Linked DNA regions of Homo sapiens: region 2 is linked to region 1. Evidence: chromatin loops called from intact Hi-C (ENCODE). Cell type or tissue: dorsolateral prefrontal cortex. All regions are shown on one strand. Each heading gives the region's core, and the rest is flanking DNA. Links, peaks and the distances in the headings are about the cores only.

Region 1 (4,401 bases), core at 124-4,123:
AGCGAGCCGAGATCGCGCCACTGCACTCCAGCCTGGGCGACACAGAGAGACTCCATCTAAAAAAAAAAAAAAAAAAAAAAAAAAAAATTCAGCCGGGCATGGTGGCACATGCCTGTAATCCCAGCTACTCGGGAGGCTGAGGCAGGAGAATCACTTGAACCGGGGAGGCGGAGGCTGCGGTGGCTGAGACTGTGCCATTGCACTCCAGCCTGGGCAACAAGAGCGAAACTCCGTTTCAAAAAAAAAAAAAAAGTTTTAAAAAAGCAATTTCAGAAATGAAAACAGAAACATCATAACATCCATGACCACAGCTTTCTTGATTGCTATGGTGTCAAAGTGTCTGATACTTCCTGGAGTCAAATACTTGTTAAATCAATGAACAAAGTTTACAAAAGTTTCAAATTACCACTGCAGGAATATTTCAAATATATTTTATAAAGCACAGCAAAACTGGTGGAAAATAGTTTTGATTTTCCTGAAAACAGTCAATCAGAGCCAAAGATTTTCAGGGCCCCATCCCAGGCCTATCATTTATCAAAGTGTGAAACACTATGAGAATCTGTATTCTTTGAAAAACACCATGACGTTCATTTTATTTGAAATCTTATATAATAAAGAAGTTATAGGGATGGGGAGACTTTAGAAAGTTACCCAGAAAAAACACTTTAAATGAGTCAACTAACAAAAACAAAAAAACTAATTCATGGCTATTAGAAATCTTATCAGTGGTTACCTGGGGCAGTAGAAGGAGAACTCCAACAGGGCACAAGAAACTCTGGGATGGTGGAAGTATTCTCTATCTTGATTAGAATAAAGGCTACAAGATGTGTGTATGCACATCAGCAATTCATTGAACTAAATACTTAAAATCCACGTATTTTTTTCTATGAAAGCATACAATAATGAAGTTACTTGATAAGTCGGAAAGCATTTGGAAATGTAGACTCCTGGGTCCCTCTCCCAGAGATTGCTAATCAATGGGTCTTGTAGTGGGAACCAGTTAATCTGCATTTTTAACTCCAAGCCATGGTTGACCCTTCAACCATACTTTAGAAAATAATGACCTAGCATAATGTTCTATGTCCAGTAATTACTGATCATGCTTTGCAAAAATATATCAATTAATGATAAACTTTTAATACAAAAAAATCTAGGTAATTTTGATTCCCAAGTTTAGGAAATACTAAGAATATTAAGTGGTAGGAGTTCCAGGAAGAAGTAAAAAGTAAGACAGTTAAGGAAGCTTGTTCCTTCTTCCCCGTCTCCCACAATCCTTCAATGGCTCTCCATCACCTAGTGCAGTGGTTCTCAACCAAGGATGATTCTGCTCCCCCACGTGACATTTGGCAATGTCTGTAGACATTTTTTTCATTTCACAACCAGAGAGAGCATGTGCTGCTGGCATCTTAGCACGATGACAGCAGGGATGCTGGTAAATACTGTACAATGCTCAAGACAGCCCTCCCCTCCCTCAAATAATTACAAAACCTCAAATGAGAAACTCTGACCTGGAGCCTCACCTCCAATAAAGCTACCAGAAGTAGTCAGTTGTGTCCCAGAGTTAAACAAAACAACAGAATTAAGATGTTACAACTTCAGGAAAGTCCATTTTTACTTCCAGATCAGTGGGGAAGGAGGAAGAATATCATCTTTATATTTCACATAAAGCAAACAAACATTGAATAAAATGCAAATGACACATGAATACTTAAGACTTAGAAAACTTCAAAATAACGTAAGCAGGAGCAGCTTCAGGCTATCCCCCCAATCACAGGGGATACTTAATTCTCAGCTTTCAAAGTATAGTATTTTTAAAGTTAACACTGGCCTAAAACATAATACTGTACATAAACTTTAGCATGACAGTCTGTTGCTGCAGCATAGTTTAACCTAGTGCTATGCAAAGTGTGGTCTGTGGACCAATGAGCCAGTCTGTGAATTATCAGTTTATGTCAGAGAAACACAAATTGAGAGCACAAAAATGGAAAATTTAATAGCAGAATAATTTTATGTCTATTGAAACTAATAATAAAAAATTGGGGCTTATAGTTTATCTTTCTTATTCCATTTCCACTTTTTTTATTTGCAGTATAGTCATGCAGTATGTCCAACGTTTGGTCAACAATGGACATTTATGACAGTAGTCCCATAAGATTACTATGGAGCTAAAAAAATTCATATCACCTGTGATGTCATAGCAGTCACAAGTTCATAGTACAGCACATCATCTTTTCTATGCTTAGAAGCACAAACACTTGGCCGGGCGTGATGGCTCACATCTATAATCCCAGCACTTTGGGAGGCCGAGGCAGGAGGATCACTTGAGGTCAGGAGTTCCAGACCAGCCTGGCCAACATGGTGAAACCCCGTCTCTACTAAAAATACAAAAATTAGCTGGGCGTGGTGGCGAGTGCCTGTAACCCCAGCTACTTGGGAGGCTGAGGCAGGCAAGCACCTGTAATCCCAGCTACTCGCGAGGCTGAGACAGGAGAACTGCTTGAACCCAGGAGGCAGACAGAGGTTGCGGTGAGCCAAGATTGCACCATTGCACTCCAGCATGGGCAGCAAGAGCGAAATTACGTCTCAAAAAAAAAAAAAAAAAACAAAAAAAGAAACACGCTTACCATTTGTCATAATTGTTTACAGTAGTCAGTACAATAACAAGCTATACAAGCTCATAGCCTAGAAGCAATAGGATATAGCCCAGGTGTATAGTAGGCTCTACCATCTAGGTTTGTGTAGGTAAAATACTCTATGATTTCTCAATGTACCGTATTGTTAACAACGCCTAACTGTAGTTTTTAAAATTACAATCTAACCTACTCTGACTGGTGTATCTATTGAGTAGCAAAGCCAAGATTTGCATCCATATCTAACATCAAAGCCCATGTTCTAAATCATTATTAAGATTTTGAACTCAAACCCCAATGTGTAATCCCTACATCTGGATAGCTGGACTGCACCAAGTGTAAGTCACAAGGATTTAGTGTGTGTCTGGTCTACGGCCTTCAACACTTAATGCCAGCCAAGCTGCCTCTTTGGCCCCTCTTCCCCAAGCCCATGCTCAAAGCTTAGTCTCCAGATCTCTGATGATGCAAAAGGACACAGGAAGACAAAAACAAAGAAAAGATTCATCCTCAAGGCCTAAAGCAGAGTCACCGAATGCTACCCTTTTCTTTTGGAAGCCACCCTGGTTTCTGGCTATGGGGGATAACATCCTCTCAAATAGGAGTAGGCCTCAGATCTCTCTAACCATGCGAGCTACATGGAGTACAGGATAAATGAATCCAAAGTAAGAAAAAGCCACACGGACTTAACAGTCTTTAATTTTAAAGTCTTCCTTCCTCACACCAAGACCTCCAACCCCTAACATAAGGTTCGAAGACCTTAGATTTGACTCATCCATACTGTACATTTTGACCACAATCCTTAAAAAAAATTACTTCCCCACCTAGTACACAATACCTGAAAGAAAATTTAATCTCCCTCAAAATATTAAGTGCAATGTCCACTAATGGGTCACAACCTGCAGTCTTCAAAACACTGCTGTAGAGTTCAATGGTCTACATTTAACAGTATGCTCTCATATAGCGAACTAAACCCATAATCAAACTACCTTACAATTCTGCTCCTTAAAAACATAATTTTTCTTCAGTTTCTATTGTATAATAAAGTTTATCTTTACAGTCCAAACTTAGTACAAAAAAAGAAGTATACAAAAAGTTTTGTCTCAAAACTTAGTAAAAGACATAAATCATTAGTTTAAAATGTTCAACTTATAATCAAAAATTGAAGATAGCTTATTAATTCAAAATGTGAAACACATTTCTCAGCAGGCAATTTAGTCAGGTAGGAATTCTCTATCGGCAATTCCCAGAATACAGTCTACAATGAATATGTATATCATCAAATTATACAAAGTCTGAAACTAATCTGCTCTACCACTATCCTTATTCTGACTGGTCCCTCATCTGATCACTCTCCATTACTGAGACCTTAGAAGCCATAGATGTAACTCTTCTTCCTCCCTCTTCTCCCCCAAGCTTTGTTGTTGTTGTTGTCCTAGCATATTCCTCTAAATTCTCCTAGGTTCTGTAAGGATTCCTAACTTGCCTCAGACTTGTTCAGAAGTTCTGGCATGGATTTACTTAAAATGACTTCTACGGGACAATGTGCAAATCTGAACAACCAATTTTATCACAAACTTCTGAAATACAATCTTTTAACACTACCTTTCATGTATTATGTATGCATCAAATATCTCCAAACCAAAGCCTGCAACAAAAATTGTTAAGCTACATTAGAAAAAGACAATATCCTTTCTTTTTAAAGGATAAGAACTAATTAAAATCAACTTAACATTTCTGTTATTTGTTGTGAATTTGAATTCTGTAAGCCTAA
Region 2 (4,401 bases), core at 156-4,155, 49 kb before region 1:
CCCTAGAATCGAATTCAATTAGAAAAGCCAAATCAAAGAGACCTTAATTATTTTTTCCTATAATTGAGAACTTTATATTTAACTTTTAGAAGAATTTATTCTGAACTAAAGTGATTTCTATTTCCTTATAAATTGGAAGATCCCAAAGAAACAGAAAGCTTTAACACAAACCTCGATGAGAAATAAGGAAAGTAACCAAGACCATCTCCCCACCTTGAGGCTCATAAGGTGAAACAAAAGCTCCCCCTTGAGCTATATGCCACAGGGGAAATGATCCTCAAAGAGCCCAGTCTCATTCAGGGTAAGGAGGCAGAAAAAATGGGTACCAAAAAGTAGTTGAGAACTCAGTCTGCTTTTTCTGGTTCCATACATAAGGAGCTTGGAAGTCGCCACTCCATTCTAAGAAGTAAAAAGCTGAACAAATCTGATCTTTAAGAGCAGTGAGGACACAAGGCAATGATCCAGCAATTGCCCTTCTTGATGTTTACCCAGCTAAGTTAAAAACAAAGTCTTACACACAGGTATTTGCAGCAGCTTTATTTATAATTGCCAAGACGTGGAAGCAACCACAATGTCCTTCAGTAGTTGAATGGATAAATACACTGTGGTATATCCAGAAAATGGAATATCACTCAGCACCAAAAAGAAATCAGCTCCCAAACCATGAAAAGACAGAGACCAATGTACGCTGGTGAGCGAAAGAAGCCAATCTAAAAAGAATACATACTGTATAATTCCATTATTATAATTCTATAATTACAGTGAGCAAGATACTTGCATTTTCTGTTTTCTTACATATCAAATTAGTATAAGAGTATGAACTATGAGGACTAAATTAGGTAATATATGTGAAATCTAAGCACAGTGCCTGGTACACATTAAGTGCTCAATAAGTAGTTGTATTATTTCTGTGATTCATTTAAGGAAATTAGAAACACATGGAAGTTTGATATGACAGAAGAATATAAATAACAAAATGTTAAAAATACTTAAGGCAAAAACTTGGAAACAACAGCAAGTTAGCAAGTTCCACATTAAAAGACTAATAGGTCTTTTGGATATGGATAAATCAAGCGCTGAAAAAATAAAAATGATTTAAATAATATGCTTAATTGTCAAATATATATACACAAATTTCTACCCAGAGAATAAACACATTTTTGAAACCTATGGAATACTTAAATAAGCTAATCCTATGTAAGGCTACACAGAAAAATAAATCAATGCTGGAACCTACAGATCATATTCTCTGAATTCTCTGTAGTGAAATTAAAAATTAATAAAAAATAACACAATCCATCCACCTACTTAGATATCTCTCCTTAACTCTTCCTATGTGAAAATTACTCAAATACAAACAAAATGAGTATTACACATAAAAATCTAAGAGATCTGACTAAAGTATTTGGAGAAAAACTCATGCTTAAAATAAGCCTAAAGAAAGTAAGTCAACCATCAGGGGTGGTTCTTGGTGAAACTGTAAACTGCTACAGCTTTTCTGAAGAATAATTTGGTAATCTATCAAAATTTAAATCTACATGCCTTTTGACCCAGGATTTCACTTTCAGAAATGTACATTACAGAAGCATTTATATGTGTGCCTAGAAATCCAAGGAACCTAAGCACTGTTTGTAACTACGAACATCCATCTTCATTAATAGCTGACTGTATAAATCATGATAAAGATATTACAGAATACCACATAATTGCTAAGAATATACTGACAGGAATATTCAGTGTATATACACACACAGTATATTCAGTGATAGGGAAAACACATTCACAGAATAGTACTTATAGCATGGTACTGTTTACACACACAAAAAAAATTGACGTAGGAATGCCTGGTGTATATAAAAGTATAAAAAAATGCCAAAAGACTTGCACCAATTTAATGCTTATTTCTAGAGACAGGACTGGAAATGCAGGTGAGAGAAAAAAGGAAACTTGCTTTTTACTAAATATCTTTAGAATTTAGTTTTTAAAAAATAAAATGTATATTTTATAAGCTTTTCTTTCTTTGGGAAGCCAAGGGGAGGGTAATAATAAAAGTGAATATACCAACTTTGTAACAGTGTTTATTTCTAGATGGGAAAGGTTATGAAACATTTAAATTTTTCTTCTTTGTATATCAGTTTTTCTACAAGAACCATAAATTATATAATATTTAATTTTAACTTTTAATATTTAAAGGGGTTGATAATATGTTATACTACAAAGAAGTCAAGAATGCCTGAGAAGAGGCTACCTGCAAATATAGTGATTGGGAGTACTGGGATAAAAGTTAAGAGAAAAATGATTATTGAGTCCAGTAAGAGACTACAGAGTAAATGAGAGGCAGGCATCAGGCACAGGTTGCTGCAGATGCTGGCAACTACAGCTCCAGACAGCTGTACTACAGGAATTCTCAATCTTGGCACTACTGACATTTTGGGTTGGATAATTCTTTATTGTGAGGAGTGCCTTGTTCATTGAAGGATGCTTGGCAGCATCCCTGGCCTTTACCCATTAGAAGCCAGTTAGCATCCCTCCTCCCCAGCTGTGGCAACCAAAAATGCTTCCAGACGTTGAGAGATGTCCCCTGGGGGGCATTTTTCAAAATTTGAATCCCCAAATCCTCTAGCACTGATACCACTATGCATCAAAAATAATGACAGTGACAGCCAGTAAGTTATAAATTCTTCTGTGTGCCAGTATTTTACAAGCATTGACTTAGTTAACCTTTATAATACCATGAGATAGATGCTACAGGTTGTGTATCACTTATCCAAAATGCTTGGGACCAGAAGCGTGTTGGATTTGGGGCTTTTTCAAATTTTAGAATATTTGCATTGCTCATCAGTTCAGCATCCCTAATCTGAAAATCCAAAATCCAAAAACTGGTTCAATGAGCATTTCCTTTGAGCATCACGTCAGCACTCAAAGTTTCAAACTTTGGAGTATCTGAGATTTCAGATTTTTGGATTAGGGATACTCAATCTGCATCATTATCAATACCATTTTAAGGTGAAAAAACAGAAACAAAAGTGAAATAACTTACTAGTGCCAAAGAGTTAATAAGCAGTAATCAGTATTTGACACCAGGCAGTATGTTCTACTGCCTTTCTAAATACCCACTCTCATTTATCCATTAAAGACTCTGTGCCAAAATTCCCAACTACCTTCCAATCTGGTTAACCAGGTTGGACCATATCTGACATGGGATATTTTACCAGTATCTTCATTAACAATAACACTTAATATTTTTATTCAATAACTATAAGAAAGACATTGAGCTAGGCACTTTACATGCATTCAATGACTTCAATAATTACAAAACTCTACATAAGATTCTTTAAACAATTTTACAGCTAAGTAAATGAAACCTCTGAAAGTAACTTGCCAATGACAAATACCTCTACCAAGTAGCAGAGCTACAGCTCAATCTGAATGGCAAATCTCATGTCCTTAATCATACTATACTTCCCAGACTCTGAGCAGGCGAAAGGAACATGCTTCTTGACCTCTATGTCCTGACCCACTTCCCCCGCCCAGCCCCGAGGAGAGTCTCACTCTGTCGTGCAGGTTTAAGTGAGAGGCACAATCATGGCTTACTGCAATTTCTGCCTGCTGGGCTCAAGTGATCCTCCCACCTCAGCCTCCCGAGTAGCTGAGACTACAGGTGCATGCCACCACATCCAGCAAATATTTTTTTAAGAGATGAGGTCTCACTATGTTGCCCAGGCTGGTCTCAAACGCCTGGATTCAAGCAATCTTCCCACCTCGGCCTCCCAAAGGGCTGGGATTACATGCTTGAGCACCAGGGCCACTGCTTTTACTGCACTAACCACAATGAGCTTCAAATGGAAAAGTAAAGGATAAAGCAATTAAAAATTTAGAACAGGAAGAAGAGAGAAACTAAGTTCAACAGCCTTTAATCTTGTCATTAAAGGCTTGTCAAATCTTTAATTTGATACCCCTAGTATCAAATTCCACATCTGTCCTGAAACTAAATCATAACCTCTTTAGCAGGCTGAGAAAGATGGAAAAAAGAACATTTTACAAGATACAATAATAGATCTACGTCCTTTCAAGAATAACACTGATTCAGTGAATATTCTCCTAAAGTACTCAATCGAGTACCTCATACAAATGAGGTATTTGTAGGTTATTGTATTGACTCAAGTCAAGTACCTCATATAAATGAGGTATTTGTAGCTTATTGTATTGTCTTAATGATTCTATTATCGTGACACAGAGGTTACCAAAATGTCATTCAAATAAGCCTGATAAAATAGTTTATTTCCCATAAGCAAAGTCACCTTACTCAAATCATTGTGACTGGGAGCTCTAAAAACAAGCTATTTTGTAATGAGTGAGCAGTCCTTTTACTTGGTAGCAGAGTAAAATATAGCACCTGAC

Evidence for each region. Hi-C counts contacts between places; a loop is a spot of excess contacts. Peaks named below come from ENCODE experiments on the same cell type or tissue, not always from the same donor. Only the 100,000 strongest peaks of a DNase experiment are listed, where the experiment ranks them.
Region 2: a loop joins it to region 1, with 1.0 times the contacts of the local background. A loop is called at or near these places in 26 of 110 quality-filtered maps.

The regions. Positions count from the first base shown.
Region 1 is chr7:35,803,038-35,807,438 of GRCh38, reverse strand. The region is part of intron 1 of SEPTIN7 (septin 7); the gene reads right to left. Among named protein-coding and RNA genes, the nearest start is that of SEPTIN7, 4.2 kb to the right of the region's middle. In dorsolateral prefrontal cortex, for the core only: no CTCF peak of the experiment used is centred there; no DNase peak of the experiment used is centred there; H3K4me3 peaks cover 4,000 bases; H3K27ac peaks cover 3,818 bases.
Region 2 is chr7:35,852,561-35,856,961 of GRCh38, reverse strand. All of the region lies in intron 3 of SEPTIN7 (septin 7), which reads right to left. Among named protein-coding and RNA genes, the nearest start is that of SEPTIN7, 54 kb to the right of the region's middle. In dorsolateral prefrontal cortex, for the core only: no CTCF peak of the experiment used is centred there; a DNase peak (open chromatin) is centred at 2,441; H3K27ac peaks cover 2,543 bases.